2 separate regions of the Homo sapiens genome follow, and region 2 is linked to region 1. A link is a contact called in ENCODE Hi-C or POLR2A ChIA-PET data. All regions are on one chromosome and are shown on one strand. Each heading gives the region's core, a stretch centred on a gene start or an enhancer-like site at or near the end of the contact. The rest is flanking DNA. Distances are from core to core; before and after follow the strand shown.

Region 1 (7,368 bases), core at 3,530-6,029:
TTGTTTCATTATTAATAGTGGTAATATAGTAATATAACTGAGAATGTGAATATCACAGTAGCATTTACAGACAATTTCACTATAACCATTGGCTTCTCTAAGCAACACTCTGAGGTCAATAGGATAAGTATTATTATCATCTCCATTACACTTGAGGAAATGGATGCTCTAAGACATACTGGTGATTTAAATGACCTGTGACTCAAACTACTTGTTCTTTCTAATGCAAGAGAAACCTGTGAAAGAATGTTGTGACGTTCATGCAGCTTACCAGTAGGCTGACCTGAAATAGACTTCAGAAATGTGGGCAGGGAGAGAGAAGCAGGGAGAAGGAGGAGAGAGAATATAAAACTACACGCCGACACCGGACATTTTTGCAAATAAAAAAGCTAGGTCAACTTTTGCAGAAGCATGTTCTAATGCTGTCAAAGCTAACTTCATGAGCTTCCAACATGGGTGGGGCCCAACATAAGATCCACACACTATTGCTTTTATCAGTGCTCTGCAAGCCATAGAGTTTTTCCTTGTTTATTCTTTCTGCTTCTCCTTTCTCTCACTCTCTCTGCTTTCCATTGTCTCTACCCCTCCTTTTCTCTGTGTCATATGATCTCAAGTCACTTTCCTACATTAAAATGTTATATAATTCTTACATAACAATCTAATAAACTATTGGTAACAGTAAGAGGTTTTCCTTGTCTTAGGAAAATGTGCTGAACTAAGAAAAAAAATCATCTTCTTTAAAAAATTAGCATAATGAAATATATTAAATTGAATATGTGTGGTGGATGATAGCTTAGAAAAAAATGAGTTGCACATCCTGGTGTGTAGTCAGTTTGCAGACTGATTAATGAAGACCCTATAAGCCTGTTTGTGTGATAAGCCTGTGCAGTGGGCACTCTGCTAGAGAGACAGGACCCATGTCACCGAGAAAGACCCCAGTACTGCTGAATAGCTTATATTTTATACATTTACATTGGAAAGGCAAACGTTTAAATTGGCCCGTCTAAAACCTAACCCTGTGGTTTCGTGGATACTAGATAATTGAAAACAGAACTTCAGTGCACTAAGTCCACCTCTTCTGGGCTCTTGGCCATAACATGCTCCAATCGGAAAACACTTGTTTTAAAAGAAGTCTCTTACACAAAAGCGGGATAAAAAGAGAGACGGAGAGGAAGGAAAATTGTCTTCAGTATATTATAGCAAACATACTTGTCACTTGATAAAATACCATTTGCTCAGGTTGCTCTTCTGTGAATAACATTACAACTATCCAAATAATAGTCAAGGCTCCTAAACCATCCAGCCAGCTTTTGCAAACAGCAGAGGAAGAAAGCCACCTGAGCTTGCAGAACTGGTGCCACTAAGTGCCAATCCCCACAAGTGAACACAAGTTCATGAACTTAGGGATCCTGGTTGAAGAAAGTTGCTGCTGCAGTCAAACAATAACATCAGCAAGGATTGATTTTAACTCAGATGAGTAGTATGCACTATCAACAATATAAAGGTTGTTAAATGTTAAAAAAAAAAAGTAGTCAGAAAGTAGTAGGCAGAAAGATTTTAAAAAGAATATCTACTAATGTAGGAGTGGAAAGGTGTACCACCTTCTTCACCCTTCATAAGGGTAGTGGTCAATATCCTATAACATAAAACAGGTTAACAAGAGAAAATCATAACAAATTTATTTAATTAAAAATTTTTATGTAATATGGGAGCTTTGGGAAGAAGATCTAAAGATACAGAGAAAACTATTCATGTTTATGCTTAGGTTTGATGGACAGTCCTGTAGAAATGTGATTGGACAGAGGATATGGTCTAACCCAGCAGGGCCTGCCCGTTCAGCTTCTTCTTGGCCTCTCTGTGTAGCATTTCTTCCTCCTGGGTCTGACAGGACCCCTCTGGAATGAGGGTCTTTAAGGGGGAAGGGAGAAGGAAGAGAGTGACCTTGCTAGGTTTTATGACTTGCTTTGGGGAAGATTTCTAGTTTCTATGATGTGCCTTAGGGGAAAGGAATTCCAGCTTCTGTGACTTGCTTTGAGGAGAATTTGGGCAAGAAACAGGAGGGTGGGTGAGGGACAGAAAGGCCTTGTGGCTAAGGCCTTTCCAATCTCCTTCAGTTCAATCTTCTTCCGTTCAGTATTCAACATGTCAAGGCACCGTGCTTTGGGGTATTATGTCCTGAGCCCCAACGTAAGATGTTTACACTTTTGATTGTAAATGCCAGCAAAACAAAACTTCATGAAATATGTAAATATCATGTGTGCTATTTCAGAGATGGAGACAGAAATCAACTTAAAAATTGTCAGATATATTGCAATATAGAATTACTTCTCTTTTCTGTTATTTATTTTAAAGAAATATTTTTGTATGTTATTTTACTGATTTTATTTCCATAAAAACATGGAAACTTCAATGTTTTCATATTTTGCAGAGTTTCATTTGGGTATTTTTAATGGCATGTGAGAGAGAGAGAGAAAGAAAGAGAGAGAGAGAGAAAATTAACACACTGCATTGGAATTCTTTTTATATTCTTCCCCAAACTCTTTTCCTCTCTCCTTCACCAGGTGTAATTATAACGAAATGGGTATTCTTCATTTGACATTTTAAGTTTTTAAACTAAATATATACATAGCCATAACACAGATAGTAGTATCATGGTATTTTATGTTATTTTTTTAGAGACAAGATCTCTCTGTCTGTCACCCAGGCTGAAGTGCAGTGGTGCAGTCATAGCTCATTGCAGACTTGAAATCCTGGGCTCAATGGATCCTCCTGCCTCACTCACCCTCTCTGGTAGCTGAGACTAAAACCTCACAACACCACACCAGACTAATCATTTTTATTTTTTGTAGAGACAGGGTCTTGCCCTGTTGCCCAGTCTGGTCTTGAACTCATGGCTTCAAGTGATCCTCCCACCTAGGCCTCCCAAAGCTCAGATTACAGGTGTGAGCCACTGGCTATAAAACACCACACAGCCTACTGGGGTATTCTAAACTTGACGTCATATTGTATTTATCCTTCTGCAACTTGATTTTTGTTGCTCTGTTTTTATATTTGGTGAATGTATTCACCTTGATAATGTAACTCTAGTTCATCCCTTTTAATTACTGGTATAAGTGAGCCATAATTTCTTGAATCATTCTCCTGTTGATGGACATTCAGGCTATTTGGATTTTTATTTTTGTTACTGCTAAGAGTGCCACAGTGAACATCCCTACATATATTCTTGCATACATTGAAAGGGTGTCTCTCCTAGTGCCTCAAATTGCTGGATTCTAGGGTGTGAACATCTTTAGCTTTACCAGATCTAGATACTGCTAAATGCCATCCAAAGTGTTTATCTGGAATTCTTCATACCTGTCCCTTTACAGACCACTCAACACAGTGGCCGTAGTGACCCTCTTACAACATGTCACATCATGTTACCCTTTGCTTGAAACCTTGAAATGCCTCCCCACCCTATTTCACTCAAAACAGCTACAGGGCCCTAACTGACCTCACCCTAGCGCTGCCCTTGTTACCTCTTATGTCCCCTCTCTTTCTGCTCCTCAAATACTCCAAGCATTCTCTCTGCTTAGGGTCTTTCTTCCAGCAGTTTGCTCTGCCTCACATGCTGTTCTCTCAGACCCCACTTGGCAAAATCTTTCGCCTTCCTTGAGTTTCTGTTTAAATCTCACTTTAACAATGAGCCTTGCCATGACTACCCTCCCCGCATGCTCAATTGATGTTTTCTTGCTTGAATGTGTTTCTTTCGCAGTACCAGTACCTTATAATGCATTATGTAGTTTGTCAGATTTATTGCCTAGTGTCTCACCCATCTAGACTGTCAGATCCATGAGGGCAGAGATCTTTGCCTGGTGTGCTCATCGATGTATCTGGATACCTACAATGGAATCTGATGCATGGTAAGCATTCGACCAGTGTCTGAGAGAGGTGACTTTTGTACCTTTGTGATTTCACATTATGCTTTGCAGGGTATTATCCAAAAGAACATATGATATTTTGATTGGTAATACATGAGGACTATGATTTGAAAAAAGACTAAAATTCAGCCCCCTAAGGGTAGGGCCTGGATATGTGTTCACCACTCTATTCTTTGTGCCAAGAACAGTGCCTGGCACATAGCAGATGTTCAATAAATGTCAAATGAATGAATGGATGAATGAATGAACAGAGATTTTTTGAGAAGGTTACTTGATAGTTTGGAAGTGAATTATACTGGAAGATGAGTTGGTTCAAAGGTTTGTGATTCAGGCATGCCCATCAGACAAAGCAAGCAGGTGGTAACTCCCTATTTTAAGTTTACCTGTTGGGCCATAAATTTCCCTGTTTGAAATCTTTTACTCTTTACAGTTTCCCTATTGTTGGGGAGTAAAATGATGGAAATTTGTTCAATTGAACATACCCTTTTAGAATGTTTCTCATATTTGCCTCATGATTAGAATCTCTCAGGTGAGTCTGTTAAAAATACAGATTCATGGACCTAATTCTTAAATCAGAAACTCTGGGAGAAAATTCTGAGAACAAACCCAAGAAACTGTTATGAAACTGTTATAGTCAAGTGAGTTAGGAAAACAATAGGATCCTTGACAGAACAAAGAACAACAGCGTGCCTGAAATGTCAACAGGAGGAAAGAGCGCCTGTTATAAACTGTGTTTTAAATAATGTCAGAATAGCTGCTAAACGGCAGAACCACATTCTGCATTTGAACTGAGTCTTTCCTCTTGCCTACCTAACATGGTCATCAGGGTCTTAGGGAATTTGGGGGTGACTCACAACCTTGTGTTTATGAATTAGTCATTGAAAACACAACCAGAAGAAGGCAGGCCGTCCTCAGCTATTCCTGAGATCCTGATAGTTTCCATCTCATGAGTTGAAGAAGCAGACAGTGGGAAGTAACGTTCTGGGCTAATCAGCAAAAGAGAAAAGAAATATTATGAAACACAAGGAGAAAGAAAAAATTATTTTATTATTCCAGGTTCATTTTATCTTTCTCCTAATGTAGAAGTCTTTCTTTATATGGGAGTCACTTGGTAAAAGTAATTCATCTATTTAATGTATTCTTCCAGATAGTGACATGTGTATCTATAATATAATAGATAGTGACATGTGTATCTACAGCCTTTAAAATGTAATGTTTATTCAAGAGGAAGGGGAATTTATCGAACTCTTCAGTATGTTTCTATTCCATTGAAGTTGCTGGTAAATCTGGTTAGTGGCTGTACTTTTGGTACTTCAGATTTCAAACATTTGTATTTCAACTCATCATTCCGGAGTATTTCCAATAGAAGACATTTAATTAAAACTTATGGTAAAGTACAGAAAGGGAATTTGGTGAGAAAGAGACCTATAATTTGATCAAATGAAAACTCTCTCCATTTTTAAATTTGGCATACATTTTAGACACTCACGTGTTTTGTTTCTCATTTTGGCAACTGAGTTGAATTTGGCTGCTGGGGTGAGAGGGAAAGGGGTAGATTAGAGACCCTGTGGGATGTCACAAGTCTTTGCCAAAATCAGCACATATTTATTAAGCGGTGGGCATGAAGCTCCCCATCTGTTAGTTTTCTCAAAGTGCTGACAAGAACATTCCGATTTCCAGCTTGAATGCTTTTTTAAAAAAATTTCTTTTCTCAAAAAAAAAAAAAAAAATTTCTTTTCTCCATTTACTCTGACCAAAGGGCTGTGTTAGTGTTCAAAGATAAATGGAAAATGATGCTTGAATTTTCTAATTTGTCATTGTAAGTAATGGAACCACCCAACACCTCACACTTATGGATATTTTTGCCAGCTTGCAAAATATAGGTGAGAGCCACCCAATTCTACCTCCTTTTAGAATTGGGTGGCTCTCATCCAATGAGGAGCTAACATAATTAGCCTTTTATTGCTCCTCATCTCCCTGTTATGGGAGAAGATCAGACTCTGCTATAAACAGACAGATACCCCTAAGGTCTCCAGCAAAGGAAGTCGAAAGGGGAGACCTTTAGATCTGTTGCTTGCTTCCTTTCACATGGAAAATGTACAACTTTACTTTCAGAAATTAAATATTTGGGTACAATAGGGCAGGCCAGGGCATGATTTCATTTTGATTCATTTTAGGGCTACATCAGTTAACTCCCTTTATGTTATCTCACTAGTTCTGCTTCTCTCCTCTACCCATACCCATTTTCATCCTAGCAGCTTGCTGGTGCAAGCTCATTGGTCTCAGAAAGTCTCCCTCAACCTCTCAGATAGTGCCTGTGGAATCCTATAATTCTCCTTCATAAAGTTTTGCACAGTTCTAATTGTTTAGTAATTTTTTGTAATAACTTTTTAAATATCTGTGATAGAATTCTAAGATGGCTCGTAAGATTCCCATCCCCTGCTATACAAGCGCTGTATAATCAATCCCCTCCCTTTGATGGGTATGACCTGAAATCGGATGGAATGTCACTCCATGATTACACACCATTATGTGGTAAAGATGAAGGCATTTTGCAGATGTAATTAAGGCTCCTAATCAGTTTCCCTGAGTTAACCAAAGGGATATTATCCTTGGTGGGCCTGACCTAATCAGGTGAGCCTTTAAAGCGGGGCCTAGATGTTCCCTGAAGTCAGAGACACTCTCCTGCTAGCCTTGAAAAGCAAGCTGGCATGAGTTTTATAGCTGTAAGGAGAATTTCTGCCAGCAAGCAAAGTTCTTGTCAAGGAAGTTCTTCAAACTCCCTAGTTTGGAGGAAAACTCAATGCCTCCAATGAGACAGCAGTCCTGGTCACTGCCTGTTCTCATCCTCCCCAGGCCCTGGCCCGAGGACCCAGTTAGGCTATGTCCAGAATTCTGTTCTACAGAACCGTGAGATCATAAATGTGGATTGGTTTAAGCCACTAAGATTGAGGTAATTTGTGACATAGCAATTGAAAACTTGAACAATACTTCTCCTCCACATGAAGGCAGGGTCTATGTCTCTTATTCACTGTGTGCCCAGTGATTACCACATTATCTGACATTGAAAAACTCACTAAGTATTCACCAAAAGAAAGACTGATTGACCTTAATTAGTGGGCAGGTTCAATAGATTGGGAGTCAGCAAGTATACATCAAATTTTCAAGAAAAATTTCATGAGAATAAAATAATCACCCAGCATGAATGAGCCTGGCTCTCACTTTCTAAGTCACTATCCTGCCCAAGGAAAGGGACCAGGTTCAAACAGAGATAAAGGGCCTTTAATAAATCTTCTTCAGATTTGTATCTGCTTTTGGGTGAGTCTGATGAATTTTAAATTTTTCTCCAAAACCTTTCTGAATTGACTGAACCTTTTGAATAGTAACATACCTTCCCACTACCACCCACCACCACCCCTGGCAGACTACCTGTTCTGCCTCATTGGAC
Region 2 (7,368 bases), core at 2,239-4,738, 140 kb after region 1:
CCAAAGGATATGCTCTTTTCACTACATAGGCAACCTCTCCTGAAAAAGCAAGAGAAGAGTTGGGTGACTCAAACACGCTTGCTCTCCCCTGCTATAGAATGACTCTGCCCTTTGCCTGGTGTTTGGAAGTCCAAGTTGAGCCTCATATCTGTGAGGATCCCCCTCTCACCATGAGGAGAAAGCAATGTGCATTCCCCCCTTCTCCGCAGAGCTTTCCTGGGCCCTAGGGCTAGAGACAGCTCTGCTGAAGCAGCTTAAATATGTACATTTCCAGGAAGAATATTCTTTAGTTAAAACCTGCTGTTTTGAATTTCTACAGCTATGGCTTTGCCTAACTTCCTGCAGCAGATGGATTTACAAAATTCTCTTGCAGAGCATGGGAGCTGGGAGCAGAGCTGCCTCCTGAAGATGGCTGAGCCTGGTTTTGTTGTTTTGTTTTTTGGTTTGTTGTTTTTCTGATTATGAGATACAAAACCACAGTGAAACATTTAGTTGTCTTCCAAATAGCCATCTTGGCACAGATTTGAAACATTAGCACGATCATGTGTCTTTAGTGTCAGAGAAGGAGTCATTTAACTTTTCAAAGAGAGATTTCTACTTAATACCAGCTCGCACAGCAACGGAAGCCAAAAGGGACTTGTTTTCTACTGATTTTCTTCTAAGCAATTCAAAATTTGACACACTAGCAGAGGGCTTTGAATGGGAGAAGACATGCTCCACAGTGTGGTGAATAAGTAAGTGGCTACAAGTCATCCCTATAGATGAGGGCAGGTGATCTGGCCATTCTAAAGTTGAGAACACAGAGGCTGTGCCTAGGGGAACGACACTGGCCTGTCAACACCCTTGGCACTACTGTGCTGAGCAATTTACATGCACAAGCTCAGTTGGTCTTCATAACAATCCTGTAAGGCAAAATAGTATTTTTGTGACAAATGAAGAGCTGATGTTGAATGAGGTCGAGCAATTTACCCCCATTCTCACAGCCAGAAAGAAGTGGACCTATGCAGACTTTCCTATTCAGCCCATCACTTCTTTTCATCTCACGGGTGTGTGTCACTGAACCCATCGTGAATGGAATTTTGCTTTCTGGGCTCACTGTCAGATGAACTGCCTTGCAGATCCAGCAAGAGGTTCTCCGAGAAGAGTGAGGTAACTCCGGAGGGGCTGAGTCCTGACCTGAATCCTAGCTGACTCCAGAGTCTTTTCTGAGCACAAAAGTCCAAGACATAGCGGCAAAATCTCTCAGCACTGTACTGGCTCATGTTCTCCCCAGCCACTCTAAGGCAACCAGAAGAGGAGGTGGAGATGCCCCTGAAGCCCAGGGCTTTTTATTTACCCCAAACTCTCCTGAAAGACAAATATGTGCTCATCAGCTCCCAGCCTCTCAGGGCTTCCTGTTTTCTTAGGTGCTCTATCACATCTGCTGCTTCACTGCCTTGGGTTAAGTTCACATCCACTGAAGAACAAAGCTGAAGAATTAGGGGTGAGACCCCAGCACTTTTCTTTTTTCTTTCAATCTAAAGCAATTCATAGATAAGCCTCTTTCCCAGCCTGTTTACAAAGAGCTATCCTAAATCTCATTGTTGTATACAAACTCCAGTGTGGGGCTTATCCTCACTCATAGGGCACAGAAGTCTCAATGGAATATCATAAACCATTATTTAGAATAAAAAATTATGACCAAAATGTAACATTTCCACAGGCATCACCAACCCCTGTAATTTTTACCATATTCCATATTTGATTTATCGCCAAAGAGAAACGTGCCCTGAGATCAATCTAAGGCAAAAGGGGGTGGTTTAGTACTCCTTTTCTGATGCTTAGAAGAGCTATTTTTATCATTAATTCAAAGATTTAGAGTAAGGTGGTTCTTGATGAAATTCCTTGTGGGGACCTTAATCTTAAGTCTCCTAGAATCCATCCTTTGCTGTACTACTTTTCTGGTCTTTTTGTGCCAAAATAAGCATTTTTCCTAGACTAAGCTCTTTTCAGTTTTGCTAGTAAAAATCACTGCAGTATACAATGTTATATTGAATATTAATATTGGCATCAGAATTTTCAGAGCATTAAAAAATGCCTGTATGACTGGTACTTCTTATTGAAAACTCATTTAGAATATTTCCCTTGACTTTCTAATTGTTCATTTGAAAATGAGGGAGGTAGATTAGATTATATATGTAGCTCCTTCCAAGTCAGATAATTTCTGAATCTATGAAGGTCTAGAATATTTCTCCAGAATCCCTCAGTAGACTCTCTTAGAAGTTAGTTTTTTAAAATAATTTAGGATAAATATTTTCATCATCCCAACATACTCCAAATAAAATTCATATTATTTTTGCTAAAATATTAAGCTGGGTTTGTTGAAACGTATTCTGAAGGGGAGAAAAGGTATTATCTTTTTCTCACTGATGACAAGGTTCGTGGCTGACACCCCATAACAAAAGACAGATTAACAAGAGAAAATCATAACAAAATTGTTTAACTAGAGTTTTACATGACATGGGAGCCTTCAGAAATGAATACCCTCAAACCAGGGGAAAATTGTGATTTTTTTTTTCTTTTTCTTGTCTTTTTTTTTTTTTTTTTTTTTTTGGCTTAGGTTCTATGAAGAACGGGCAGTCATGTAGAACTACAACTGGACAAAAAGGGAGTATGACCCAGTGGTAATAAACTGAGGGGAACTTAGCAAGAGAGTTCAGAGAACTCCTTTTCTTTTGTTTTCTTTTCTTTTCTTTTTTTTTTTTTTTTTTTTTTTTTTGAGATGGAGTCTTGCTCTGTCGCCCAGGGTGGAGTGCAGTGGTGCTATCTCGACTCACTGAAACCTCCACCTCCTGGGTTCAAGCAATTCTCCTGCCTCAGCCTCCCAAGTAGCTGGGACTACAGGCTCGTGCCACCACGCCCAGCTAATCTGTGTGTTTTTAGTAGAGACAGGGTTTCACCATATTGGCCAGTCTGGTCTCAAACTCGTGACCTCATGATCCACCTGCCTCAGCCTCCCAAAGTGCTGGGATTACAGGCATGAAACACCGCGCCTGGCCGAGAATTTATTTATGGCCATGTTTTAGGGGAGAAAAATGGGAGAAGCTCAGAGTGACCTTCTTGCTTCTGTGGCTTTCTCAATTGTCAAGGTGCTATATTTTGGGGTATCATGCCCTAGGCCCCAATAATTTCCTTTTTCCTTTCTTTCATTTTCTATAAATGCATCTACTTAGCTAAAAAGTCAAATACTCAAATGTAGATTATTTTGTCTATACAAGTTTTGCCATTTAAAACTTTTTGCCATTTAAATTATTTTCTTTATGTGCATTATGGCTTCAGAACGGCAACTCAGGGAAAAGCAGCTTACACCCATACACGTACATGCTTATCTCTTCCTGCTGAAACCAAGACCCCTCTGATTAGTGAAGACTGTTACTTGGGGAATGACTGAGCAGTACATGAGTTTAGGAGTTCCTCCTTTTTGTGTTAAGCATGGTTTGGCTTAACTCCAAACCAGGCATGGGAAGTCTTAGTCACACTAGGCCACTGAGTTTGTATTTGCAAGGAAATCTCTGGTTTGCTTTCTGTGTCACCTAGCACACATCTCCAAAGATTTTACTTGTATCACTTTGAACCCTAGAACAAATATTTTGACATCACACAGTATACACAGCAGAATCCCACAGCTTACAATGCAATAATGCACTTACTTTCAGCAAAGCAAGGAGGAAAAGGAGGGAGAGGGAGCTGGTTAAAACTAGAAGTTTCTACAAGTTAGCTTGCTTAATCAGTAGGAGGTGGGTTTATTTGTTTTGTTCTCTTTTAGTGGTTACTTTCTATTAATGAAGACTGTGTGTACTTGTGTTTGGGGTAAGCTTAGTCATTGACATAGGGACAGGGCTGGAAAACCTAAGTTAAGCTTAGCAAGTTAACACCATAGAGGATAACAACAAAGACTGTCTCTGTAAACAAACTTTAGACCAGGTTCTTTGTGCCCTCTTCTCAAATAGGCCTCATCTTTGGGCCTTGTCTTTGGCCTGCCTAGTCCAGTTTTAGCAAGAATTCTGCTAAGTCAGTCTAGCAAAAATCCCCTATCCTTGATATCTAATCACCCTGGCCTGCCTTCAGCAAGAATTCTGTTAGTCTCTTTAGAAGAATTTCCCTATCTTCGTTGTCTCCTCTTAGTAATTTTCCATTCACGGACCCCCTCACTCTGTTCATTGGATATAAATGCCCCACGGCTTTGCTATATTCAGAGTTGAACCCAATGTCTCTCCCCTACTGCAATAGTCTTGATACCTATTGCAATAGTCCTGAATAAAATCTTCCTTACTGTTTTAACAACTGTCAGAATTTTTTTTTTTAACAAGGGTCAGGCTGTTATTTGTTATGTGTGTTGTAAAACAAAGCATTTACAATCTTCTCCAAGTTTTATAGCTCAGTTTTAGCCATGGGTATTAAAATATGATCTCCTGCCTGGGACCTGAAGGCTCCAAAGCCCTTATTGCAATTGTGCTTAATACATCCCTCTAACCCATCCCCGTTTCTACCCTTCTGGGACAAGAAAAGCTGTGCCTTACTTAAAACTGCTGTGAGCATGAAAACATTCCACTGGATGGGGCTGGAGGCACAGGGTGAGGGGCAGCAGCTCTACTTTGAGCCGTAAAGTGCTAAGTGGGAGTTTCGTTTGCCAAGAAGGGGCCTTCCTGCACAAGGTGGAAGGTGGTGTTGGTGAATGAATAATTGCCAGGGAAGTATCACCAGACACCAGGATAAGATTTTATGGGTCATTGGGAGGAGAAAGCAGCTAACAGCATCCTTGTTGAGTCTTTAGAGGCACAGAGTAGAAGCCCGAGGGAGAGTAAACAGCAAAAATAGTTAAGGAAAAAATAAGCTACAAATAGTAAGGAGGGGAAGTGGGAGCACTGAGCATCAGGGAAATTTCTGGCAGAACTCTAGCAAATGCCTGCACAAAATCACACCAACCTGATGATGCTGTCATTCCTGATCATTTCCTCCAGCCAAGGGGTTGCTCTCCAAACTTACGGAAGAGAGAACCTGAAGGCAGTGACCTACCTATTCACCAGCTTATACATCAGCATGAGTTAGTTATTCCAGCTTATTTTATGAGCTGTTATTCAAGCATTTGAGTATCACCAATGGTGAGGTATTGGGTGATTTATTGCAGAATATTATTCCTCTGTCACTAAGTGTAATGAGATCATTTGCAAATTTTATTTTTTCTCTGCCTTCTAAATGCATGCAATTGTTAGACCACATATTTGACAGCTGATATGATCCACAAAACAAAGGCAGATTCCCTCTATTCATCGTATAACTTAAAGAGAAAGCTTCTTCCCTACCAGTTTCCTAGAGCACTATCAACCTTGCTAACATCTTTGCATCCACTTCCTTGGCTTAAAACAGCATTGAAAGTTGCTTTTGAGTTTCTTAATGCACTGAAGATGCGATTCCTAAAGAACCTGAGAACTATGGACTCTGATGAAGATGCATGTTGGGAGATGTGAGACAATAAGCAGATCAATGCCATTCCATCAGTCTCTTCTTCCCACTGTTCTCTGCAAGTATCTATTGAGCAGAGCATTGAAGTTTATAGCGCTGTCAATGCCATGCAGGGAAGCCCATTGGGCTGGGTGTTTTGTATTTGTACTGTAGATCTACTCTCCACTTTGCCCCTTTCTGTTCCCTGGGAGGCTGCGCTCTGTGGACCATATCACTCCAGCTCACTTGTCCTCTGGCTTTTATTAAGTTTAGCCAATGAGAGTCATTGGCAGGAGATCACAGAGTGAGAGGAGTGAACACCTCTGAAAGCAAATTTCTTCCCACTCTAGCCTCCTCCCACTCCCTCTCCCTCTCTCCCAGGCTCTATTATACAGTGACTGTAATCCTGGCACTAGGCCACTTCTCCTATCGGGTGGAATCTCTCTTGCCAGAGAACTACAGGTTGTACTAATTTCTGGTAACCACTCTCTGCCTTCCTTCAGACCATGCAGGGAGTGATGCCAGTTCCTGCTGTGCTGTTCCCTGTCACCATCCTTTGGTGGTTTGCTTTAACGTTACTCACACATTTTTTAAACTATCCTCTATAGTTGACCTTTTGAGTGGGCCATGTCTTCCCTACTGGGACCTTAACCACAACCTCTTCATTCATTGTCAGGATTTTATATCTACGTCAACTTTCCAAAACACAGCTAAAATCTAAAATGTTGTTTTTCACATTTAAGAGCATTTTTAGATTGCAAAGAAGTAGCTATAGATTCCATTCCCAGCAACATGAGGACCCCTGAGGACTCATTTTCCAGTGAAATGATCGTAACTGATAAAAATCATTTTTAAAAAATTAAAGTTCCCAGAAATTGTTCTAAGGGTATACAGAAAATAAATCTATTCAAGAAAATCTACTAAATCTTGGTAAGAATAGTGAGGTTGTGGCACTTGAGCCATGACACACTAGCTTCCTCCCCACTCCAGCTCAATTTGAGGAAGGTTTCACTCTGAGTGGGACTGGTCAAAAGGTGAGGCTCCCTTTCCCTCTACTCGCTTGTTAAGGGATATGCAATCTCGCAGGAAAGGGCAGGACACCAGTGTTTCTCATCCTCTCCAATTCCAGGTTGGAAAGGCTAAATTCCTGGTAAGTATGGCCCAGCTGTTGGGAGCTCCTTTCTACCACCCACAACCCCACACATAGAGCGGTGGCTCTACAGCAGATGTGGCAGGCCAGGAACACTAGGGCCCCAATTATCACCCTCCAGCTCACTCACAGGACTGAGGCTCCACACAGAAGAAGCAAAATAAGAAGACCAGAGGCTACTACCCCATGCCAAGCACCCAAAGCTTGGTTTTTATTCAGAGGAAGAAGCAAATCATAAAAAAGAGGGCTCTGAAGCTCTCCCAAAAAGAAATTACTTTAGGGTAGGTACAGTGGCTCATACCTGCAATCCCAGCACTTTGGGAGGCCGAGGCAGGTGGATCACGAGGTCAGGAGATTGAGACCATCCTGGCTAACATGGTGAAACCCCGTCTCTACCAAAAATACAAAAATTTAGCTGGGCGTGGTAGCACACACCTGTAGTCCCAGCTACTCAGGAGGCTGAGGCAGGAGAATCGCTTGAACCCGGGAGGCGGAGCTTGCGGTGAGCGGAGATCGCGCCACTGCCCTCCAGCCTGGGTGACAGAGTGAAAAAAAAAATACTTTATTATAAATAGAGTGTGGGGAAGTTCAAGCCTAAGGACACTCTCAAAAACAATGGACATTTTGATGGTAAATAATTAAAAGGAGGCTGGTAGCTCTGTAAGAGTAACAAGCTAAATCATAGGCTAGCTAATTTAAGAGAGAAAATCAGGGAAAGAAACAGCTAAGAAGAGTAC

Evidence for each region. A loop is a pair of places that touch in the nucleus more often than their neighbours do. ChIA-PET counts read pairs that join two places held with the same protein, here RNA polymerase II (POLR2A). Pooled maps may share reads with other maps.
Region 2: a map of PC-3 shows a loop between it and region 1 (9-fold over the local background). The contact joins two enhancer-like sites. A Hi-C loop is called at or near these places in 4 of 168 maps with a recorded cell type or tissue (PC-3, esophagus muscularis mucosa, prostate gland and 1 more) and 2 of 50 pooled maps. POLR2A ChIA-PET finds 5 or more read pairs at or near these places in 3 of 52 experiments (AG04450, PC-3 and activated naive CD4-positive, alpha-beta T cell).

The regions. Positions count from the first base shown.
Region 1 is chr2:215,653,317-215,660,684 of GRCh38, forward strand. All of the region lies in intron 5 of LINC00607 (long intergenic non-protein coding RNA 607), which reads right to left. All of the region lies in intron 2 of LOC102724861 (a long non-coding RNA gene), which reads left to right. Among named protein-coding and RNA genes, the nearest start is that of LINC01614, 61 kb to the right of the region's middle. Within about 2 kb of position 4,780, at least 3 of the 41 ENCODE cell types and tissues checked have a DNase peak (open chromatin) inside an H3K27ac peak, as active enhancers do; they include PC-3, where a contact is called at or near this core.
Region 2 is chr2:215,790,428-215,797,795 of GRCh38, forward strand. All of the region lies in intron 1 of LINC00607 (long intergenic non-protein coding RNA 607), which reads right to left. Among named protein-coding and RNA genes, the nearest start is that of LINC00607, 49 kb to the right of the region's middle. Within about 2 kb of position 3,489, at least 8 of the 41 ENCODE cell types and tissues checked have a DNase peak (open chromatin) inside an H3K27ac peak, as active enhancers do; they include PC-3, where a contact is called at or near this core.